2 separate regions of the Homo sapiens genome follow, and region 1 is linked to region 2. Evidence: chromatin loops called from intact Hi-C (ENCODE). Cell type or tissue: IMR-90. All regions are shown on one strand. Each heading gives the region's core, and the rest is flanking DNA. Links, peaks and the distances in the headings are about the cores only. Region 1 overlaps VPS26C (VPS26 endosomal protein sorting factor C). Region 2 overlaps DYRK1A (dual specificity tyrosine phosphorylation regulated kinase 1A).

Evidence for each region. Hi-C counts contacts between places; a loop is a spot of excess contacts. Peaks named below come from ENCODE experiments on the same cell type or tissue, not always from the same donor. Only the 100,000 strongest peaks of a DNase experiment are listed, where the experiment ranks them.
Region 1: it touches region 2 in a loop (5-fold over the local background); 30 of 110 quality-filtered maps call a loop at or near these places.

What each region holds. Positions count from the first base shown.
Region 1 is chr21:37,247,283-37,255,282 of GRCh38, reverse strand. The region is part of intron 1 of VPS26C (VPS26 endosomal protein sorting factor C); the gene reads left to right. Among named protein-coding and RNA genes, the nearest start is that of VPS26C, 16 kb to the left of the region's middle. In IMR-90, for the core only: a CTCF peak has its summit at 4,152; DNase peaks (open chromatin) are centred at 1,142 and 4,102; H3K27ac peaks cover 494 bases.
Region 2 is chr21:37,455,280-37,472,402 of GRCh38, reverse strand. All of the region lies in intron 2 of DYRK1A (dual specificity tyrosine phosphorylation regulated kinase 1A), which reads right to left. Among named protein-coding and RNA genes, the nearest start is that of KCNJ6-AS1, 55 kb to the left of the region's middle. RefSeq lists a silencer at 9,095-9,144 and enhancers at 14,539-15,050, 15,051-15,564. In IMR-90, for the core only: CTCF peaks have their summits at 9,138 (motif pointing left) and 12,043; DNase peaks (open chromatin) are centred at 8,742, 9,072 and 12,612; H3K4me3 peaks cover 379 bases.

The DNA.
Region 1 (8,000 bases), core at 1-8,000, 210 kb after region 2:
AACCCAAATCTTCACCTTTGGGAAAGGAGCAGCAAGCAGTCCTGTCAATGGAAAATTAGGAACCGATGGGCAGAAATCCCATTCTTCAGTAATCATCAGGAAAAAAACTAAGCTTTTTCTAATCTAAAAAAAATACAGTCATGATAGTTTGACCGTGTGTTTCAGATTTTAAAAAACCATTTTGTAAATTGAAAATATATATTTTTACTTGCTAAGAAAATGCAACTAATACAAAAGAATGTCTTCTGCCCCTTCTCCTCTGCTGCCCCATGAACAGTGCCCAGAATTAACCACATGACATTCTCTGCATCTCACAGTAGTTTCATAGAGCAGCCTTAGGTGATCTGTCCCCAGAGCCTACCCTGGATTAACCTGAAGCAGAGACCCTGTTCCGTACTGCTTAATTAACACGTGATCTACCCTACAGTGCTCTTTTTGCTGAGCTCTTTTTTTCTTTTCTTTTATTTATTTTTTTTTTCTAGACAGAGTTTTGCTCTTGTCACCCAGGCAGAATGCAATGTCTCAGCTCACTGCAGCCTCTGCCTCCTGGTTCAAGCAATTCTCCTGCCGCAGCCTCCCAAGTAGCTGGGATTACAGGTGCCCGCCACCATGCCTGGCTATTTTTTGTATTTTTAGTAGAGATGGGGTTTCATCATGCTGGCCAGGCTGGTCTTGAACTTGTGACCTTAGGTGATTCCCCTGCCCCAGCCTCCCAAAGTGCTGGGATTACAGGCGTGAGCCACCGCACCCAGCCTGAGCTCTTTCTTTCTTTACTTACTTGTTTTAGAGATGGGGTCTTGCACTGTTACGCAGGCTGGAGCACAGTGGCACAATCATAGCTCACTGCAGCCTTAAACTCCTGGTTTCAGGTGATCCTCCCATCCTAGCCTCCCAAAGTGGGTTGGGATTACAGTGCGAGCCACCCCACCTAACCGTGCTCTTGCTTTCTAACAAGGGCCCTTTAGGCTGTTAGCCTCATTTGCTGCTAGACTCATCTCTTGTCCTCTACTCTGAAGTTTGCCTGCATCCTGGCTTGGATTTGAATGCTGCACTATCGTGATTCATACATGATTTCACTCTGGGATTTCAATCTGCTGGCTCTTTGGTTGTTCATATATAAGTGTGGGCTGGCTCTACAGAGCATTTTCTTTGGCGGACTCCCTGTGTTCCACGGTCATTACTTTGGCCTGTAATTATGCCAATTCCAGGCTCCTTTGTAATTGGAGCCCTCCTAAATGTTTGGTTTATAGTCTGGAGTCTTTACATGCACTTATGCCAGTAGTTCCAAACGAATGTCAACTTTGTAAACCTACAAGTTGGAATGTTATTTCTTGAATAGTCCTTATCCGAAATGCTTGGGACTAGAGGTGTTTTGGATTTTGGAATTTTTTCAGATTTGGAGTATTTGTAGATATTTAATGGTTGAGCATCCCTAATCCAAAAATCCAGAATCCGAAATGCTCCAGTGAGGGTCTTCTTTGAATGTCATGTCAGTGCCCAGAAAGCTTTGGACTTTGGAACGTTTCAGATTTCAGATTTTCAGACTAGGGATGCTCCATCCTATTGAAATCTGAAATCAGGTAGTCTCTATTAACATAATTTTGTTAATATGTGCTATCTAACTCCTGAAGCCACGCAACACACCATGATTAGAATTTAATACTCTGCTGCTAAAGATCCTGCATATACTTACTTTTATTAATGTTTACTTTTTATGAATAGTATTTTTCCCTTTCTTTTAAACTTTTGTTCAGTGGCTTCAGTTTCTTTTCCAGGCTCTCAAGAAAGTTTCAGATTTTGAAGTTTCACATCACACTATTGGACAGTATGCTTTTTGTCAGCCCATTTTACTTAGTATTGACGCCTGTGTGTATACTATACCATACGTAGAAGGAACCAGCTATGTTTTACCATGTTGGTTCTGCCCCAGAATGTGATACTAAAACATAAGCCCCCAGAGCATGGGCTTCACCTGTTGTGTTCCCTGCCATGTCCAAGTGCCTAAAACAGTGTCTGATACAGCAAGCATGCCAAAAAAGTTGTCAAATGATGGTATTATTTCTCTATATTGGCAGCACATGTATGTAAGCCATGTAAATTGATATCTTGTTATTTTGTTACAGTTTCATTGCTAGTGAACTAACTTTTGTAGATTTTACTTAAACATTAATCAATTTTAGAATATGACTCAATTGTCCAGAAAGTAATATAACTATTTCCTCCTATACGTGATAATTTCTGTGTTTTTTAAAAACAGGTATAATTACAAACAGTAGATGACTCTTTTCAGTATAAAGTTCCTTGAGACTGTAGCCACCCACAATTCAAGATATGGAACAGATCTGACACCCCCCAAATTCCCCTGTGCTCCTTTGTAGCCCCTGTTTTCAGTCCCTATAGTTTGCTTTTTCCAGAATGTCACGTAACTGGCATAAATATGATTATGTGCTTTGTAGCCTTTGAATCTGGCTTTATCATTAGCGTAATGCATTTCGTTCGGATTCATCCAGGTTGTGTGTTAATAGTTCATTCGTTTTGATGGCCGAGTTGTCCACCCTTGCATAGATGTATCACAGTTTGTTCATCTATTCACCTGTAGAAGACGTTTGGGTGATGATGAATAAAGCTCCCAGAAGCACTTGGGCATGATTTTTGTGTGAACATAGCTTTCATTTCACTTGGGTTTTAAAATCTAGGAATGGGGTTGCTGAGTGGCATTGTCTTAGTTTGTTTGTTTGTTTGTTTGTTTCTGTACCAGGAAATGAACTGCATTGGAGTATCTCAGTTTAAATGATAGTTTGGAGATAGTGTATTCCATGCAAAATTCTCTTTCCTGGAACTTCAGTAAATTTCACATAATACTGGCCATTACTTACCATGTGGAGAACTATCTGAGGATTGTTTATCCTGTTTTTTCAGACAAGATGGAAACAGTTACATAAAATAGTGGAGATGGGGATACCTAACACATTGAAATCTCTTTAATGTTTCTGATTTCCGCTTTCTAATCAAAATGGGTCTCTCAGTGCTACTAAGAAAGGGTAGAGTGTTTCAACAAGCAATTAATTGTCTCACTCATGTTTTCCCACCCAGCTCAGTAACTTACCTTGGTGTTTTGTTTTCATGTTAGTTCACTACTTAGTGCATTTGGTCCTCATTGGTAAATAAAAAGGCATCTCACTATAGGTGTACCGGATCTTTAGACCAAATGGGATGGCAGAATCTCAGGTGGTTTAGGAGGGAAGGCCTTGTTCAGATATATGCACACGACTGTGGGGAACGAAGATGGGCTGTCATGGTGCATCCCACTGCCAGGACCATTGGAAAGGAAAAGCATTGCAGAGAGAATGGCTGAGGCGTTGAGAGGCTTTTACTTTTCTAGCAGTTGTGTTCAAGTCCAAAATAAGAACTAACCCAAAGAAATGTGACTTTTTAACACACAATCTTCAGATCTTTTCCTGAGGAGAGACTATTAGGCCTATAGGTTATCAAAATTTAAGAGGCTTAGAACTTTGTACATTGAGGTCTAAAGGCTACCCACTCTGGGATTTTGTTTTATTTAAAAATGGATTCATTATAATAGGTAATCAATTCACAGGGTTCAACATTCATGAATTTCAAGATCGATACCCCCTGCCTCACCCACCCTATTCATCAAGGGCTTCTCCTGTGGGGCAACCACAGCTATCAATTTCTTGTGATTCCTTCCAAAGATACTGTATGCATCTACAAGTAAATATGTACAAATGTGCTTTTTCTTCCTCTTTTTCACAAATGGTGCAATATACAGCTTAAATTTTAAAAAAAAGTAGAATGTATGGGAGTGAGGGGGCGTAGACTGGACATGCTGATTCATATGCAATAAGGAGTCAGTTCTTAAGATAAATGAAGGAAACTAGCCCTGCATCCCCATATGTACTAGTGTAAATGATCTCCACATTGTTGAAAGAAAACTCACAATTTTCCTATTGTTGGAATTTAGTTTGTCGACCATCTTTTGTTATTTACAAACAGTGTTGCAGTGAATAACTATGTTCATAAGTCATCTCACATCTGCAAATGTATCTGCTGGGCCCATGTGTTTGTAAAATGTTTTTGGTCTTGCCAAATAGCCGGCACGAGGTTGCAACATTTCAGGTTATCCCCAGCAATGCAGAGAAGGCTTATTGCCTCCCCTCTGGCAACACAATGTAATGACATTTTTTTATCTTTGTTTTAATTGCTATTTATCATATTTTTGTTGAAATTGAGCATATTTTTCTGTGTTTAGGAACAATCTGCATTCCCTTTTCTGTGAGCTCTTTGTTCAGATCATTTGCCCTTTTTTTTTTCATTTTTCTTCTGAGTTATCTTTTTCATCGATGTCTTTTTTTTTTTTTTTTTGAAATGGAGTCTCACTCTGTTGCCCAGGCTGGAGTGCAGTGGTGTGATCTCGGCTCACTGCAGTCTCCGCCTCCCGGGTTCAAGTAATTCTTCTGCCTCAGCCTCCCGAGTAGCTGGGATTACAGGCGTGCACCACCACACCCGACTAATTTTTATATTTTTGGTAGAGATGGGGTTTCAACATCTTGGCCAGGCTGGTCTTGAACTCCTCACCTCCTGATCCACCCACCTCGGCCTCCCAAAGTGCTGGGATTACAGGCGTGAGCACCGCGCCCAGCCTTTCATTGATTTCTTTTAGGCATTCTTAAAATATTAGGGAAATCAGCCCTTTGCTAATTTGTTATATTAAGTTGTAGGTATTTTACCTAGTTTATCATTTATATAGTGGTATTGTTCATAGTCATATTTGTGGCCATATTTATTCAGAGTTTTGAGGCATTCATAGAAAGGCCTTTCCCACTTAGATGTGAAAAAAATTATTCTCTATGGTTTTGTCCAAAACTTTTATTATTTCAGTTTTTACATTTAAGTATTTGCTACATTTGTCATACACAAAAAGTTTCAGTATGGTCCAACTTGATTTTTTTTTTTTTTTAAGAGAGAGTCTTACTCTATCACCCAGGCAGGAGTGCAGTGGCGTGATCTCAGCTCACTGCAACCTCCACCTCTTGAGTTCAAGTGATTCTCCTGCCTCAGCCTCCCAAGTAGCTGGGACTATAGGCATGTATCATCATGCCTGGCTAATTTTTTGTATTTTTAGTAGAGAAGGTGTTTCACCATGTTGGCCAAGTTGGTCTTGAACTCCTGATCTCAGGTGATCCGCCTGCCTCAGCCTCCCAAAGTGCTGGGATTACAGGCGTGAGCCACCCTGCCCGGCCCAACTTAATTTTTTTTGGTTGAGTTCTCTGGCCAGTTTCCCAGTATCACTTATTGAATATTCCCTCTCTTCCCTAAGGATTTTAAATGCTACCTTTATCAAACATTAGCTTCCCATACTGTCTGGGTCTATTTCTAGACTTTTGTTCTGTTGATCTTTCAGCCTGAACATGTGTGCTGTATGACACTTTGTAAATTATAGCAGCGTTGTAATATCTCACAGGGCTAGTTTCTCCAATTTCCTTCTTTTCAGATTTATCATTGCATATAAACTTCAGAATCAGCTTGTCTAGTGTATCCCTCCCACTCCCGCCATCTCCCCCTCAAAAAAGAAAAACAATTGTGGTGTTATTTTCTTTTAAGATTAGGTTGCCTTTATAAACCAACTTCTGGGAAAGTAGATTTGTTAAGGGCATTAAATCTTTCCCATTCAAAATCTGGCATGGTTGGCCATTTCTTCAAATTTTCTTTTGTGGCTTTCAGGCATGTTTTAAGTTTTGTCATCTGGGAGTTTTAGACATTTCCTGTGAAATTGACTTATAATATTTTAACTTTTTGTTCCTTTTGAAAATAAGGCCATTTCTTCCATTGTATCTTCTCACTAGTTGTTGGTTTATATGTGATACCTATTGGGTTCTCTGTGTTAATTTTGTACCCAGCTGTCATCTTTTCTGAAACTCTCTTCATGTTGATAGTAGTTTTTCAGTGGATTCCCTTGGGTTTCTTCAGGTATACACTCATTGTGCAAGTAGTGATCATTTTACCTCCTGCCTTTGAATTACCTCTTTCTCTCTCTAGTTTTATTGTATTAACTAGTACTTGCAGAACGTTAATTGTGGTGATAGTGGACATCCTTCTTTTATTCCTGACTTAAATGGATGATATCTTGTTTTCTCATTAAGTTTGATGCTGGCTTTGGGGTAAGGTAGATATATTTGGTCATCCTTCTATTATTTTACTAAGAATTTTATCAAGAATGCATAAATTTTTTCAAATGCCTTTTCAGCATCTATGGAGATGACTATATATAATTTTTCTCTTAATAGCTATTAATATGAGTTGTATTACCAGTTTTCTCATTATTAAACTATGCTTATATTCCTTGACTGAATTCTACTTGGTTATGTATAGTGTTGTTTTAAGTTGCTACTGGATTGCATTTGCTAATATTTTATTTAGGACCTTTGCACTGGTATTTACAAATGAGAATAATCTAGTTTTCTCTCTTCTCTCTCCTGTCTCTCTCTCTGAGTGTGTAGACTTTTGTCTTATTTTGCTGTCATTGTTATGTTGGCTTTTTTTTTTTTTTTAAGTTCGTTGCTTTCTAATAGTTTTATAGTGGAATTTTCTGTTCTTCACACAGAAAAATTCAGGGAATGATCTCCTGTGAAGCTGTCGGGTTTGGGGGCCTTATTTAGAACTTTATTTTTTCTATGATGATTGATTTGCTTGGATTTCATGTCTCCCTTGGAGTGATTTTGGATAAATTATATTTTCCCAGAAAAATAATTCACTTAGTCAGCTTTTCAAATTTACTTATATACAGTTGAATAGTGTTGAATATTATCTTTTAATTACCTCCATTTTTCTAGTATTTCTGCTCTTATTTCTTATTTTGGATATTTGTGTTTTTCTTTTTTGATTAGATTATTTAATAATTTGCTTTGTTCCCCCCCTCCCCCCACCCCCAGAAGAAAGACCTATTGGACTTATTAAGGGATCAGTTTGGCCAGTTTTTAAAAGTATATCATGGACACTGAAAAGAGCATATTCTCTGTTTTCAGGGTATAGAGATCTATGTATGCCAGTTCATTATACCCTGTTGATATGTGACGTAGGTCTTCTGTATCCTTGTTTCTTTCTGTCTACTCTATTGGTCATGATCTGTAAATTAATGTCTCCCACAACGAATTTGTTTTACTCAGTTTCTCCTTAAATCTATTCCCTGTAGTTTTTGCTTTACAAGTGTGGACACTGTTTGATCTGCAGATAATAATACCACGTCTTTTTCTTTTTTTAGAGACAGGGTCTCGCTATGCTGCCTAGGCTGGTCTCAAACTCCTGGGCTCAAACAATCCTCCTGCCTCGGCCTCCCAAAGTGCTAGAATTGCAGGCATGAGCCACCACACCTGGCCTCACAAGTCTTTATTGTGAGTTGCTCCTTTAGAATTGTAAAGTCCCCTTTGTCTTGTTTAATCCTTCATTCTCGGAATTCAGCATTGTCTGATATTAAGGTGACAATCCATGCCTTCTTTCTTTGCCTTTGTTTATCCTTTCTTTTTTATCCTCTCCAAATCCACCCCTGCCATTTTAGGTGCTTCTCTGTCATACAACATAAAATTGGGTTTTGCCTTGTAATGGAATATTCATGTCTGTTTTTGAATAGGCATTAATTTGGCTCATTTGTTAATATGACATACGTTTGGCATTAATTCTGTCATTCCTGCTTGGTTGGGGGGAATGTGTTTTTAAGTAGCTTTTGAAACATCTTTTTACAGTCTGTCTTGTTTGCTTTAGTTGTTTGTATGATTTTCTAGTCATCTGGAGTTTTATTTTTGTTTTAACTGTTACCCTTGCAACTTTTTATTGTACCTGAATCTTCACATTTTAGACATTATTTATTAATTTCCTACTGTGAACAATGGTAAATTAGCATATTTCCTCTTTCCTTTTCCCTTTCTTCCCGCTACTACCTGATCTTAGTTACTTATAGTATTCGTCGTTGTTTACTTCTGTTAAGT
Region 2 (17,123 bases), core at 4,732-12,731:
AGATTTTCATAAATTAAGAACCATAATACAAGTTAAATAAGTAATCTTTTAATTATTGAGGGACTTCTCCAACAGACCAGCTCCTCACAAACCAACTCAAAGGAACATTTCTGAGATGCTATTTTGCACCTGCTGCCAGGTTTACGGCAAACAACATCGCCAGCATTCCCCAAACCAGGTGAAACCTTATGGTGCTCTCCACTGACACAGGCAATCAAAGGTTGGATATAAAAACAGGAAAACAAACATAAAACACAGAACTAAACTTCTCAACCCAAGGTCGTTGGATTTCTCTGCACCTTTCAAACAGTCCTAAGGGAATCTAGACCTGGCAAGCTCACCACAAAGAAAAAATAACCAATAATTATCCTACGGGTAGGATGAACCATGATCATGATATCCATGGTGGAAATGAAAAATTAACACTTTGGTCCATAAAAGTAATGGTATCTAATAAAAGGTAATTCTTTAAGAAAAGGATAAAAAAAAGATTTTTCTTAAATTCAGCCAAATTTGTAATCACAGACTAAAGCCTAAAACCTTGGTCAACAAGAATGACTAGATTCAAAATACTTGTGCCTGTCCTCCTGAATGAACCAGCTAACAGCCACAACACAACCGACCATAACGCTCAGTAGCAAAATACTTCCGACTTCTACCATTTTCAAGACACACAATAATGGTGGTCCAACAGTGAAGGGCACAGACTCTCAGCCAGGTTGCTGGGGTTGGAGATCCCAGCACTACCGGTGACCAGCTGTATGGCCATGCATACCTAATATCCTGATAATGATAATAATACCTACCTGAAAAGGTTGTTATGAAGGTTTAGTGCTTTAGTACATACAACATACTCAGAACAGCTCTGGCAATTAATAAATGGCCCAATGTTATCTGCAAGTACTGTAGAGTAATGCACAGTCAATGTGCAGTAAAGGCTCATGGGGCCAGTGCCCACCTTGTGGAGCATACCATCTCTACCTGAATGTGGCACACACTCTGCAAAACAAAGAGAACAAAGCTCCCCAAACATAAGTTCCACCTCTACTTTCCACCACAGGGAATGACACCATTTCCTACGCAGTCAACGAGACTCAACACTCTGGCAGTCATGTTAGAGTTCTTCCCTTACAGCTGCCCAATCTTGCTCATTCCCTCTCCTAACAGAATACTCAAACACAACCTTTTCATCTACATCACCACATATAACACTTAAGATTACCAAAACAGATTCCTAATAGCTGTCTTTATTCTATTTTCAATTCTGGATCTACTCAATAACATGGCTAAAGTGACCTTTCTAAAATACAAATCTCAAGTCCTCTACCCCTGCTGAAGCTGGAATGTCAACTGCCCCTAGCATTGCTTTCAGACTTTAGATTCTCTTCTGTCTCTCCCCATTACAGTGAGGTCCTTAACTTTCCCAATCTACATGATTAATAATGTTTATTAAATAAGTAAAAGGATAGTACAACTGTGGTGAAAGATGGCCAACTTTTCTAAACATTTCATCATTCATAGTCAAAAATACTTTCATTCAATTCAATTCTGTAAAACAACCTTGTTCACTTTTTAAAAGAACTTCTACAAACTTACACTAAGGCAATAATCAATGATGTGCACAAAGATGCCAAGCATGTTTATCCTGGTGTTGTTTGTAAAAGCAAAACATTGAAAATCTAAATTCAAATACTGGGGGTGATGAGGGCTTTTAAATCTGAACATTAAAAAGAAAAAGGTAGGAAGGAATATAAATAAAAAGAATTGAGGTCCTTAATATATAAAAAGTTCTTATAAACAGTAAAAGACTAAGGCTGTGACTGGCAAATTTCTTAACCATTCAAAGCCTTAGATTCCCTATCTATGAAGCAGAGGTATTACTATACTGACCCTATTCCTTGTTACAAAGTTTAAATGAGATACCACCAACAGGCACACAGAATGAAACCTGTGACACACACCAAACACTTTTTATAAAAATGTTAGCTTCTGTTTTTATTATCTATGTCACTGTTATATACTATGTTTAAACTTATTCAATGCAATATTGTAGAAAAGAGGATAAAAATCATTAGCACAAAGCTTAAATTACTATCATAAAATCAATCTGTGTCACGAAACGGGGAAAAAATGGCCAGCATCCCAGAAACCCACCACACCACTCTATGACCCTTTCTAACCAACACCTCCTTCCTCTTCCTCAAAAGTTACTACTATCCTGACCTCCAAAACCCGATTTGTTTTTATTTATTTATTTTTGAGACAGAGTCTCGCTCTGTCACCCAGGCTGGAGTGCAGTGGCACAATCTCGGCTCACTGCAAGCTCCGCCTCCCAGGTTCACGCCATTCTCCTGCCTCAGCCTCCCGAGGAGCTGGGACTACAGGTGCCCACCACCACGCTGGCTAATTTTTTGTATTTTTAGTAGAGACAGGGTTTCACCATGTTAGCCAGGATGGTCTCGATCTCCTGACCTCGTGATCCACCCGCCTCAGCCTCCCAAAGTGCTGGGATTACAGGCGTGATGTTTTCATATAAGCAGGTGATACAGTTTGGATCTGTGTCCCTGCCTAATTCTCATGTCGAACTGTAATCCCCAATATTGGAGGAGGGCCCCGGTAGGAGGTTATTGGATTAGGAGGGTGGTTTCTAATGGTTTAGCACCATCCCCCCTAGTGCTATCCTCGTGATAAGAGTTCTCACGAAAAAAGGCTGTTTAAAACTGTGTGGCACCTCCCCCTTTTGCCTGACTTTGCAGGCCATGTAAGACATGCCTGCTTCTCCAACGCCTTCTGCCATGATTGAAAGTCTTCCTGAAGCCTCCCCAGAGGCTTTCATGCTTCCTGTACAGCCTGAAGAAAGAACCATGAGCCAACTAAACCTCCTTTCTTTATAAATTGCCCAGTCTCAGGTATTTATTTATAGCAGGGCAAGTACAAACTAATGTAATAGAGTAGAATTGTTTACTTCATCTTATGCCTATAAACTGCAGTTTGTCCATTACCTTGCTTTACAACAATATGGACAAATGATAATTTATCCATTCTACTACTGACCGACACCTGGATTATTTCCAGTTTGGGGCTACTATGAACACTGCCACTTGTAAGCTTCTTGTTATGCATCGTTTGGTATACACAGAGATGCTGTCCTGTTGTTTTTCTGGTCTTTTTTTGTTCCAATCAATTTATCCACTAGCAGTTTATGAAAAATTCTCACGCTCCACTCCTTCACTATGGCATGCAATCATCAGTCTAATTTCAGCCATTATGCTAAGTGTATTTGTGCTGTGGTACTCCAATGTGGTTTTTAATTTGCATTTTCCTAGTTACTCTGAGCATTTTTGCATGTCTATTGGCCACTTATACATCACATCGTGAAATGTACATTCAGGTTGCTTTTCTATTTTTTCTACTGAATTGTAAGCCCATTTCTTACAAATTTCTAGGATTTTTAAAAATCCATATTCTGAATATGATCGAGCCCCTATTGGTTACAGGCAGCTTGCCTTGTCACCCTCTTAATGGTATACTTTGATGAATAAAAGTTCTTAATTTTATCAACTTTTGCTTTACAATTAGTACTATACTTTTGGAATCTAAGAAATTTTTCCTTATATCAAAGTCATGAAAAAAATCTATTACCTTCTAAACACTGGGCTTTCTCTCTCACATCTAAATGCAAAATCCATTTGCATTTGACTTCTGTGTAAAATAGGAATCAAGTTTCATTTCCCCCTCCAAATTAACATCCAATTGATCCTTAACCAATTATTTAAAAGACAAACATTCTCCACTGCTCTGTAACCCCATCCTTATCATAAATCACATTTCCCTTTATGCTTGGATCTAGTTTTGGACTGCCTATTCTGTTCTACTGGATACAGACTTACCTACCTAGGTCTCTGTTCAAGAACTGGACACTACCTAAATTACAATAGCTTTAAAAATTTTAAGATCCAACAGGAAATTCTGTTCTTCTTCAAGAATGTTTTGGCAGGCCAGGCGCAGGGGCTCATGCCTGTAATTGCAGGGCTTTGGGAGGCCAAGGCGGGAATCACTTGAGCCCGAGAGTCTGAGACCAGCCTGGGAAACACACCACCACCTCATCTCTGTAAGAAAAAAAAAAAGCCAGGCATGGTGACGCACACCTGTAGTTCCAATTACTCAGGAGGCTCGGGTGGGAGGACTGCCTGAGCCCAAGATTTCAAGGCTGCAGTGAGTTATGATTGTGCCACTGTATGTGCTCCAGCCTGGGTAACAGAGACCTTACCTCTAAAAGAAAAAAAAAGTAAGTAAGTTTGGCTATTCCATGTAAGTTCCTGATTCACCTCATCAAATCCACCAAAACAAATCCATGTTGGGATGTTGAAATTGAAATTGCATTGATCTCTATAGAATGGTGGTGCCCAACAGAATTTTCCGCAATGATGGATTTACCTGTATCAGTAATGTAGCAAATAGCCACATGTGGCTAGTGAGCATCTGAACAATTTTATTTTTCTTTTCCAATCCTTATTCTTTCCCTTGCCTTATTCTACTTGCTGGGACCTTTAGTACAGTGATGATTTAAAAAGGAGGTAACAGACACTACTCTCACATATTCTCAATCTTGGAAATACAGCTTTCTTAGAAAGAAAGCTTTCAACATTTCTCCAGTATTATGGTTGCTGCAGGTTTTTAACAGATACTATTCCCAGATTAACAAAGTTTCCTTCTACTGCTAGTTTTCTAAGACCTTTTCCTCATGAATAGATGCTGACTTTTATTAAATGCTCTTTCTGTATCTACTGAAATGAGATGACCTTTCTGATTTACTCTGTTGATGTGGTGAATGACGCTGATTGATTTTTGAAATGATAAACGACTTTCCTTGAGCCAAGCATGGTGGTTCCCACCAGTAATCCCAGCAATCTGGAGGCCAAGGTGGGAAAATCACTTGAGCCCAGGAGTTTGAGACCAGCCTAGACAACATAGTGAGACCCCATCTCTACAAAAAAATTAAAACATTAGTAGGGTGTGGTGGCACATGCCTATGGTCCCAGTTACTCAGGAGGCTGAGGTTAGAGGATCACCTGGGCCCAGGAGGAGGAGGGTGCAGTGAGCCATGATTGCACCACTTGCACTCTAGCCCAGGGCAAGATCCTGTGAAAACAAACAAAAAAAGATTTTCCATTTCTGGAATGCGATTTGGTCATGATTTTATGCGTGTGTGGTAGATTCACTGGTGAAACCTTCTGGACCAGGAGTTTTGCTTGTGGATAGTTTCCGTTTTTTTGTTTTGTTTTTTTTTTTTTTTCTTTTGTAAATCCCAAAGACTTCAAAACTAGTGGGTAGCTCTTTCCACTAAGGATCATGTTTAATAGGACTATTCAGATTTTCTATTTTCTGCTGTGTCTGTTAAGTTGTAGTTTTCTAATAGTATAACTTCATCTAAATTTCAAATGGACTGACATCAAGTTTTTATAATATCTTCTCATAAGCTTTTGTGATATCCTCTTCACCTCAACATTGGTTAATGAGGTCTTCTCTTTCTTCATGGTCCGCCTCATCAAAGGTTTAATTTTATTAAGTATGCTGTCTTATATAGGTATTTTTTTTTAAATTTTGGTCTCATCTTGTTCTATCAGTTACCAACAACAATGTATTAAAAATCTCCTACTTAAAGTGTTATACTGGATAATACAAATTCAGGGTTGTTATGCCTTCCTGATGAATAATACCTTTTATCATCATAAACTGCCCTCTTTATTTCTAGTAAAGCTTTTTGCTTTATCTGTTATCAGTCTGACTACACCAAGCCTTCTCTGCATCAATTTTTGTATGGTATGTCTTTTGTCCATCTTTTTACCTTTACCTTCTTCTGTTTCCTTGTATTTTAGGTTTATCTCTTGTAAAGAGTATGTGGTTGAGCTGTATCTATAAATGAACACTAACAATCTATTTGTTCCAACTGTTTTATGTTCCTTTTCCTTTCTTATCTTTTGCTGGAATTTTTTATATCATCTCCCCATATTTTTATTTTTTAGTTACCTTATATATTACAATATTACAAAAGATTATGCATCCTTGACTAATCAAAATCTAATTACTCCCTAAACTCATCCACTATGTTGATTTCTGTTTTAATTCTGTTGCTCTCTCATCCATACACATATGTGTGTATATCTACTGTATTCACAAGACATCCAAATGACCATCCAGCATGGATAGAATCAGACTGAAAGATGCATCTGGAAGGAAAGATGGGTAATTCTGTGACATCCAGATAGCTATGAAAGAATTACAAAGAAACAGGTAGTTCCCTTGATTACTGCTGTTATCACTACCCTCCTGAAATACTTGTTTCATTTTTTGAATCTAGATTGAGTGAATTATATGCATTAAATTCAACAAGCACTTACTGAGGGGCTGCATCAGCACTGTCTTGCGGAGGTGACAATGCCATTCATAATCTGTAACAGCACTTCTTGGACTTTAATGTGCCTGCAAATTGTTTTTCAATCTTTTTAAAAATGACGGTTCTGATTCAGTAGAGCTTGAAAGTCAACATTTCCTTTTTTTTTTCTGAGACAGAGTCTTGCGCTGTTACCCAGGCTGGAGGGCAGTGGTGCACTCTTGGCTCACTGCCACCTTTGTCTCCTAGGGTCAAGCAATTCTCCTGCCTCAGCCTCCCAACTAGCTGGGATTACAGGCACCCGCCACCACCCATAGCTAATTTTTGTATTTTTAGTAGAGACAGAGTTTCACCATGTTGGCCAGGCTGGTCTTGAACTCCTGACCTCAGGTGATCCACTCACTTTGGCCTCCCAAAGTGCTAGGATTACAGGCATGAGCCACCATGCCTGGCCAAGGGTCAACATTTCTAACAAGTCATCAGATGATGCCAATACTATTTTGAAAAGCATTGGTCACCTTAATAAAAGAAAGCTGTTCTCCAACTAATTCAAGTAGTGGATAATCCAAAAATAAGTTATAGTCTATCTAAACAATACACTAGAGGGTTTTTTTTCCCCAATAGATTTACTTTTCTAGTTATAAAGTTGAAACTTTTTTTAGGGAGAATAATACACATTCCCATGCATAACGGTGATATGCTAGGTGACAAAGAATCTGATGTTCTTTTTGGAATTTGCTGTGGATGATCTGAATGTGAATTGGCAAGAAAAAACTTTTTCACTTCTGGTACCTTTTTAGCTATGTATTATAACACCTATCATAACTAGTTAGTGACATTATCAGTTATTTAGTGAAAGTGAAGAAAGATTAAGCCACCAGTACAGGAGGACTGCTGGTAAACATGGTATATAAACGAGGTGTGCTTGCCACATGCTCATTGTCTCCTTTCTTAACTCGACTGCTGTGTATGAAATTCAGAATAAACCTAAGTTTAATTTCCTCCTGCAACACCAAAAAGTATTTAAGTTATCCATTCATTCATTCCTTTCCTATGATAAGATTCCAAGGGGACAAAACTAATATGCGTATTTCTAGTTAACCTGATTTCATAATTAAGCAAATTACCCATGTTTTTACTCTTAAGTTTCTATCTTCCTAAAATTTTAATGCAAATGTTAATGGAAAAAATGACTCAGTTCATCCTGTAACAGGGATGATCATATAAAGTATTATGCGGAACCATATGAAACTGCTGATAGATTTCTGACTACCCTTGGCTTACAAAAACAGTAATTTCATATGGTTCAACCTACTATCTACCGTATTATATAATCTTTATTCAACTCAGTATAATAATATCTTAGCTTAAGAATGTATCACAATACATGTTTTAACATCAGATAATGTTATAATTTAATGATGAACTTAACAAATAATTCAAAGCTATCTAAAATCATCATTTGGAGTGCAGTTCCAAAGTATTTTCAACTGCTGTCAAACAGTATGGAAAGCATGTTGGAGAAAATCATGCATGTGGAGTTCTGTCTTTACGTGCTTCTGAACTGTATGGATCATTTTTACCATGAGCATGTTTCTGTAACTTTGCTAAACTTGGGAAAAATTCAATATTTTACTAAAAGAAAAATGAAGCAGCTTTCTTACTTCAGCCACGTTACTATGTTCTAGCAAGGAACTATAATAACTAGAGACCATATTACCAGTATGGATCAGCACTGATTCTACAGAGAAATATTTCATAAACAACACATCTCAAAGACTGGGACATAAGATTCAAAAAGATAGTGGTAAACACAGAGGAAACAGCAAATACAAAAAGCATGAGAAAAGACCCTAAGTTTAAAAACAAAAAAGTAAAAATAACAAGTATCAGAAGCCATCATCTCTGATACATAACCCACACGTAGCTCTACTTGTAGATCTGAATGTTATTCTTACCTAACCTGAATTTCTTTGTTAGTAATGTGTTAACAGGGGACCATTCCTGTGACAGTATTAATTGATAGTAGATTTTAAAGAGAAACAGTTAAATCAAAGAACAATATTAAAGAACAAAAAGTAAATGAAAATAATTTAATTAAAACTATAGCATCTAAATGTGGAAACTTATGAGGCTGAGGTTCTAAGACAGAATCCACTAAGAAATGAGGAGGGCAACCAAGCTTATGTGGGCAAAAACCCACGAGGTCCCTAGCAACAAGGCACATCCAAAATGAATTGCACCTCTAATGATGGCCGGAAATAAAGGCACATGATTAAGAGGGTAAGTGAACGAAAGTCCATGAGTAAGCTTTGTTCACGATTTTATCATCAGCACCAAGAACAGTGCCTGGCACATGGCCTGCATTCAATAAATATCTGTGCAATAAAGGAATGAACTGAATCCATCAGGAATATTTAGACTGTGAAGAAATCATTGAGAGAGGGAGGGAGGGGACTGCACGGGAGGTAAGGATGAATGTAGTATTTTTTAAATGAGGGGTTCTTGAATCAAAAGCAGAGAAAAGTCTTATAGCACAGGCTACAGCTATTGCTCAGTCAACTGCTCTTACTCATTTTTATATCCCAAGCACACAGTGCAGTGCCTGGCTCCACAGAAGGTGTTAAATAAATATATATTAAAGTGAAAGTAAGCAATGACTGTGACTATGCAAAAAGTCTAATGATAAGGACTATTTAGTAACAGTGAGCCAATAAGAACAAATGAACTGCTTTCTTATTACCCTCTAGTGGCCAATATGTGTTACTACAGGATACACACACACACACACACACACACACACACGTGCCAACATTAAACACACACACACACACATGCACACACAAGCTTGTCAACCCACTAGCCAAAAGAGCATACTCAATTATCTAGAAACACAATGAAATTGCTCATATAAGACGTAAATAAAATCTCAGGTTTTTCAGCATGAAAGATTAACTGAATCTATATATTAAAATTGTTAGTAACAATGGGTTATGGATAAAAACATGTTACCCTTAGGAATTTGTATTATCAGATTTCCACTTATGACCTTTGTAGAGTACCTGGTACCAGACTCCCTCATTCATCATAAACAACTAAAGAACTAGTCAAAACATACGAAATAACCGTTTTCAAACACTGGACAACAGGCAGTGCAGAATCGTGATGACTGAAAAAAGAAATCACTCTTGGTGAGCCCTACAATCCCCCTGGTTTCCTATCTAGAGGCACTTTCCAGGGTACAATATAGGAAGGGGGAGCCCAAACAGAACACAGCAATCTCACTGTGCTGCAGAGACAGAAGGAAGAGTTCAAGGCCACTGAATTGGCTGGAATTTGTGCAGCAGGTAACAAAAAGAGAAGGAGCTCCATCAATCCGTACATAGGGTTCTCCTTGACTCTTTGGCCAAATGCTAAGCTGCACAAGCACTGGGAGAAGGACCATGAAGCCAGGCACAGAACAACTACCAGGGAACTGTGAACTGAATAACTACTAAAATTCACACAAGACTGTAAGACATTGAGTGTTCAAACAGGCTACAGTGGAGAAACCCACAGACATTCAACAGAGACCCCAGAAAATCCACATTTAGGGCTAGGGCTAATCCAGCCCTACAGTAAAGGCTGGCCCCTGTTCTAACAGAGACTGAAACAAACCTCAAAGGATCAAGATGGTCTGCAAGTGAATTAACAGCCTGCCAGGACGACATTCAACACTCTTTAAAGAGAACAACAAAATCCAAACACTCACGGGCCAGCATTCCTCATCCCCATAGCCAGCCCAATTCACTAGGCACAGCAAGAAGCAAGAAAATGTGGTCTGTATTCGGGAGGAAAAAATCCATTTAAGACTCAGAAATGACAGAAAGAGTGAAGTTAGCAGACCAAAACCACTATTATGAATGTTTTAAAATATAAAGGAAAACATGGACAAAATAAGGGAATAGTGAATCTTAATAGAGAAATAGAATCTACGAAAAGGAACTAAATGGAAATTCTAAAAATGAGAAACAAAATAACTCAAATGAAAAATTCACTGAACGGACCTAATAGCAGTTCAGACACCGCAGAAGAAAAGATAAGTGAATGGAAAAACAAAGCAATATAAATTAACCAAACTGAAAACAAGTTTAAAAAAAAAAAAAAAAGGAAAAAGTCACACAAAAATCACACTGAGGCAACTCAACCAAACTGCTGAAAACCAATGATGAAGAAAAAAATTGTAAAAGCAGCCAGAGACAAAAACACCTGTTTCCATATAGGGGAGTCACCACTTTCTCACCAGAAACCATGTGCACCGCCAGAAGAAAATAAAACATCTTTAAATGATGAAAATAAAAAAGACCTTTAACCTACAAATCTATATCCGGTGAGAACACCCTTCAAAAACGAAGGCAAAATACTTTTTCAGACCCATGAAAGTGAAAGAATTTGTCAACAGTAGATCCGCCCTCAAAAAATGTTCACACAAGTTCACAGAAGGAAAATGATTCCAGACAGAAACTGAGATTCACACAAAGGAATAAAGAGCACCAGAAATGTAAATATGTATGTAGATAAATATAAAAGACATTTTTTCTTAATATTTTTGAAAGCCAACTGACTGTTCAAAGCAAAAATAACATTGTGGAGTTTATTACATATAAATAAAACAATCACAGCACAAAGGACAGGAGAAATAAATGTAAGTATTCGGTTGGTGTAAAAGTAGTTGTGGTTTTGCCATTTTATTATAACTTAGATAATTTAAATAAATGTATAACTTAAATAAAATGAAATACTACCTATATTTGAAAATCAAAAATAATCATCTTAAAACTTTAAGACTAATATGCAGATGTGTGCTTTTCATTCATTCTGTATTTAACAAGCACGTATCATTTTTTAGGAACTGTACTATCCTCAACAACTAAATAACAGAAAATCTTACTTAACCCTACAGTAAAAGGGCCCTTACCACTCTTGATTACAAAAGGTAAGCCAAATTCTTACAGCTGAAATAGGAGGCCAAGGATTTATTTTTGGTAATACCATCTGGAAGACAGAAAAGATTAAAATAGTAATCCAACATATAGCTGCTGGATTCCATAAATTATCATATTGTACAGAGGATAACATATAATATGGGTAAATTTATATTTTCTTTAATATCCTAAAGTTATAAAATATTTTAAATAATAAGAATGAATAAAGCAGATAATACCACCTAGTACTAAGTTATTGGCAGTCATGAAAATTCCAGGTAGAGAAATAGTTTTTCTTGTAGTGCCCATAAATTTTAAATTAATAATCAGTAATGAAACCTATTTAAATTAAAATTCTTCCCTACTTAGTACAAAACAAGGTATTGAGCAGTCTTTGAGCCCTTAATTAAATCTAGGAATGAGCGTAGGGACGTTTGGAAACAAAAGACAGGTAAACAAAGACACGCAATGTCTCAAGACAAAGTCTGGAGGTGAAATTAAACCTTTTTAGACAAGTCCAACCACTTAATGAAAAGAATGAAGACCGGTGGTTCTCTAACTTTGACTGGAGGCTAGTGGCTAACAGTGGATTAGAGGCCAAAGTCTCCCTCATAGCGCAGTAACATTTCTGAGATGTGAACGCCGCAAGACTCCCCCACCCCTTTTGTTCGCTACTGCCTCCCCATGGCTTAAAACAGCAGAAGCTCTCTAAGTATCTGCTGCCTGACTTAATAATACAAAAAGAGCACAGACAAATCAATCTGCCATTAGGAGATTTTTAAAATGTCAACAGGAAACAAAAGATTCTCAACATGTTGCAATAAATAAAACATACAATCTGCCGAATTTTAGGTATTAACTGACAATTGATTTTAAATGACTGCAAAAAAAATCTTTTGAAACATTAAAAACTAACACTTTACCAAAAAAAAAAAATCCATGCTAAAGAAAGCAACAAATCTAACATAGCAACTGAAATAATGGTCGCTTATACAAAATACTCACAAACATGTTTAAGTTTGAGCAAATGCAATTTAAAAAGTTTATCTTCATGACTATGGCTGCAGGATCCTTCCTGACTTAATTGGCACTTGACCTAATGCTCCCAAATATTTATGAATATATATATTTTTAATTTGCATACAAGTATTCTCAAGCCCACTCACTCCAGTCCTTTGCGGGAAAAAAACGAAACTTATTTCTGATCAAAGTTTAATTTTAGATGACTCACTGGACAGCCCTGCAGAGACACAGAGAAGAATGCCTTTTAGGCTAGCAGAATCCATATAACAACACAAGAAACAACAAACCAGATGACAGCTGCTGAAGCAGCCCTGTCAGGCAGTATCATGTCTCAATACGAAAACAGAACGTTACATAGAAATCAGAATTTCAATTACATAAATTTCTTCCTAGCAGGGTATTAGAATAACATTATTTATTCAGCAGGTAACTAATCAGGCTAAACTGAAAACATGCCCCCTAAATAATTAAATAAACAAAATCTACCACCACTGTGAGACAGAAAGTACTTTCAAAAATCTACAAGATCTACACAGGACAGTGATGATTACTCCATCGGGCATCCAGGTTAGTAGCCCTAAAGAAAATGAACAAATATTTGGGGTCCTAATTAGACTGCTTATATAAATGCTAACCACTTATTTAATTAAAGGATTCATACTTTCACTGCAGTCATTCAGCCTTCAGTAAGTTTAACTTTCATAAATACATAAAGATTTCACAAGTTTTACAAAAATGGCTCAAGTCATTCCAACTGACACTACAGTGATTATAACAGAGGAACTAATTCTTTCAAGCAAGCTAATAAAATGATTGTCCATCAAAGATGGTAAGCCAGATCCTGAGAGTCCAGGATCTTTCAAGAGAAAAATGACAGTGACCACAGCTTAAGGTTATCAGACGTCTTGATTTCAAAGCTGTCCTTCATACTATTATAGTAGTTGTCAGACGGTATATCCTTATTTATGGCTTAGCAAATAGCAGAGAGCATCAGAAACAGTCCTCCACACACAAAACAGTGAACTGCCAGCCTGACATGCAGTAATGTCACACGGCAAGCACATTCAGTGACTGCCACTTCCCACTCTCAGTCAGGAGATGAGGGCTTCTCTTCCTTCCTCCCAGGTCAGAGGCATCTGTAGGATAGTTAAGGAGAGCAGGGGAAGAGCCTGGACATGGTAACCACAAGCCTCCAGCTGCTCAAAATGCCCTTTATGAAGCCCCATGGACCTCGGCCTGCTCTCTATATCTCACATTCCTCTGCGGCGTGCAAAGTTAGCATATTCATTTACAAAACAGGTAAAACGAGAAATACCTTTGAAAGTTCAGCTTGCTCTACAGAAGACAGACATTAGGCTAGGACTTAGGCGTCCCCTTTTGCTTGCCTTGGCCCCAGCATCAGTGTGGGGCATGGCAACAAATAACCCGGTCTTCTTACACATGAAATAAGAGGATTCATCATCACCCTCAACCATGTAAACCCAAAGTACTCCTCTCCCTTGTACAATGCCTTGGGTTTGAAACGTTACACACAGAGTTGCCAGGGGACAGGAAATGTGCCTCAAAGACGATCTGGAGCCTCTGTTTAGAGCTTAAAAGAAATGTTTTAATAAATGGTGGTTAAAGTTCAACTTAGTTCATTTTTTTCAAAATCAAAAAGATAGTGAAATACTAGTTATGTAAAATTTTTAAAATATAATACATATGTATATGTACACACACACACACACACACACACACACACACACACACAGTAAATTACCCAGATGCCCTCCCCTACCGCCCCCTTGACCATAACTTTGTCTAGCGTGCCTACAGGCATATTACAGCTGTCTTCCAAGAAACCCGTAAGTACAAAAAGAGGGGGAATGGCACAACACATCTAAATGCTGTAATACTATGAAGCCATTCAAAAGTTGAAAGGTGCCTGCTTAGCTGCTTTCCTCTCTAGAGGAGCAGGGTCAGAACACACAGAGGCGGCCAGGAATACAACACAGGCAGAAGGTTACCTACCACAGCCTCAGACCTTCAGCTATGCCATAACCAAGCCATTTTAAGAAGTGTCTGAAGGTGTTACTAAGTTTCAGGCACATAATGTTTCTTTGGAAACAAAGTTGCCTTCCCTGATCTTTACCTCTGTCTTCTTCTAAAGCAGGCACAGCAACAGCAGTCAAGGGGGAAAAAAATTAACTTTTTCCTTCTCCCATCCCAGGGAGAAAAGGGGAGAAGCATACACATAGAGGACTTGCTCTTTTTTAGTTCTAGCTAAACAGCTGTTAAACATACAAGATATTTTTAAGTCTAGTTAAGTACTTGGTACCTATATTGAATTGCAGCATAATACTTAAAATTATCCAATGAGGCAATCATTTGGCTTTGTGATTCTAATTAAAACACTGATTATTTACATAAATTTTCCATTTAAAAATACCCAAAAGGCAAAATATTCATCTGACCAGAGACGCTTTAAAAGTTAAACACAAAAGGCCAGCCGCGGTGGCACATGCCTGTAATCCCAGCACTTTGGGAGGCTGAGGCAGGCGGATCACTTGAGGCGAGGAGTTCGAGACCAGACTGGTCAACATGGCGAAACCCCACCTCTACTAAACACACACACACACACAATTAGGCGATCATGGTGGTACACGCCTGTGGTCTCAGCTAGGGAGGCTGAGGCAGGAGAATAGCTTGAACCCGGGAGGTGGAGGTTGCAGTGAGCCGAGTCCGTGCCCCTGCACTCCAGTCTGGGCAACAGAGTGAGACTCTGTCTTGCGGGGGGGATACAAAAATTAGCCAGGTGTGGTGGCATGCATTTGTAGTCCCAGCTACTCCGGAGTCTGAGACAAGAGTCACCTGAACCCAGGAGTCAGTTTGCAGTGAGCCAGGATCGTGCTACTGCACTCCAGCCTGAGCAACAGAGCGAGATTCTGTCTCTACTAAATAAATAAATAAATAAATAAATAAATAAATAAATAAATAAATAAGTAAGTAAGTAAGTAAGTAAGTAAATTTTCTTTTTACCTCTCAAGCAAATTTTCCAAACCAGAAAGTATTCTCAGTAATGATAGTATGGATAAAGCAGGTTTCTATGACCCTTTATTACAGAATCTGTGAGTTTTTCACAATTAAAAAGTAATAAAAAGTAGTGACAACATTCACTGAACTCTTATTCTATGCCAACTTGTTCCGGTATGCCCTTACACCCACAAAAGCCCTATGCATAAGGTGGCATTATTCCAGCATGTATTGCATTGTACACACAAAGAGGTCAAGCACTCCACCACGGCCCTAAGCATGGTGGCTGAGGTGGGAAGGCCAGAGGTAGGTGGGCCCGCGCCCTTTTCCACTCTGAACCATGCCTCCAAGATAGGAGGGTGGGAAAGTGCTCAAGACACATTAGAAATTCCCCATAAAAGACAAGATTGTTGAACACCTGCAAGTGAATAAAGATAAACTGATCTCAGAGGGGAAAAAGACGCAGGGTTAGGAAACAGCACCCTGCTCGAGGACGTTCTTTCCAAACAGCCTGCTCATCACCCGTGTAAACTGGCAAAGGGGTGGCTGGGCCAAAAGACAGAGGAATTAAGTAAGAAGTCCAGGAAAAATGAACTTCACATCAAATTTTAGAGCACGGTAGCCATGAATCTTGTGAATAGCTCCCAAAAATGTCCTGTGGAAGACAACTAGAAAGCATTCTACAATCAGGCACCCACCTCCACCTGCAGCCTCCTGTGTTGTTCTCATGGGGCACCTCTGGGCTCCAGCTCCTCCAAGGCACCTCCACACTCTCTCAAGTACACTCTTCACTCTTCCCCAAACATGATTCCCCTACTGCTCTGCCTAACTCCCACTTCTCTTTCAAGTAGCAGCTTAAACGTCACCTCATATTTGGCTGGAAAATAGAATATAGACAGAGGGGTAAGTTAAGGCTAGAAAGGCAGGCTGGGTCAACAGAATGGCAAGCTAAAACATGGGATTTTCTAAAACAGCCTAAGAGGGTGACAGATAAAAGTGTGCAAGGAGTGGCACAACTCCAGTTTCATCTTTAGCTATAGCAATTAACACCATAAGGAGTCTGGATTCAATTTTGCCATTTACTAGCTAGCTACCAACTTCTGTGTCGCTTTGGGCAAATCAATTAAATCCATACCTCCCTTTCCATCTGCAGAATGGGTTTATAACAGTACTTAAACCTCAAGGTACTAAGAACAGTAAAGAGTTAATGTTTAAAATGGTACCTGGCAAATGGCAAATGCTAAATGATAGAACGAATGTGTAAGGTGGACTGGAACCAGGAGGAACCACAAATAGAGATCTATCAGTTGCTTACTGCACCAGCCCAAGCACGGGACGGTGAGAGCCCTTAAGGAGGGAATTGTCAGCAAAAGAAAGGAAGGAGATGCATGAAGAGACACTCTGAGAGCAGACTGACAGGACTTCAAAACCTGTTTCAATACGGACGACAGATAAGAGACAGCTGGATTCAAGAATGACTCAGCGGTTCCAAGCCATGGTGACTTGGAAAAAAGAGGTGACTTAAAAAGTCAGAAAAAGAAATTAAATTAGTTGATAATGTCTCCATAAATGTACCATTATTTAAAATTTAAAGACTGCTTCTTGATTTATATCAGCAGTTTCCATCTTATTAAACATATGACATTTAAAATTCTATTGAAAATAGTAAGAAAAAAGGGTACAAAATAAAAGGAAAGAAAAGGGTGTGGCTGAGAAAATTAAAACTG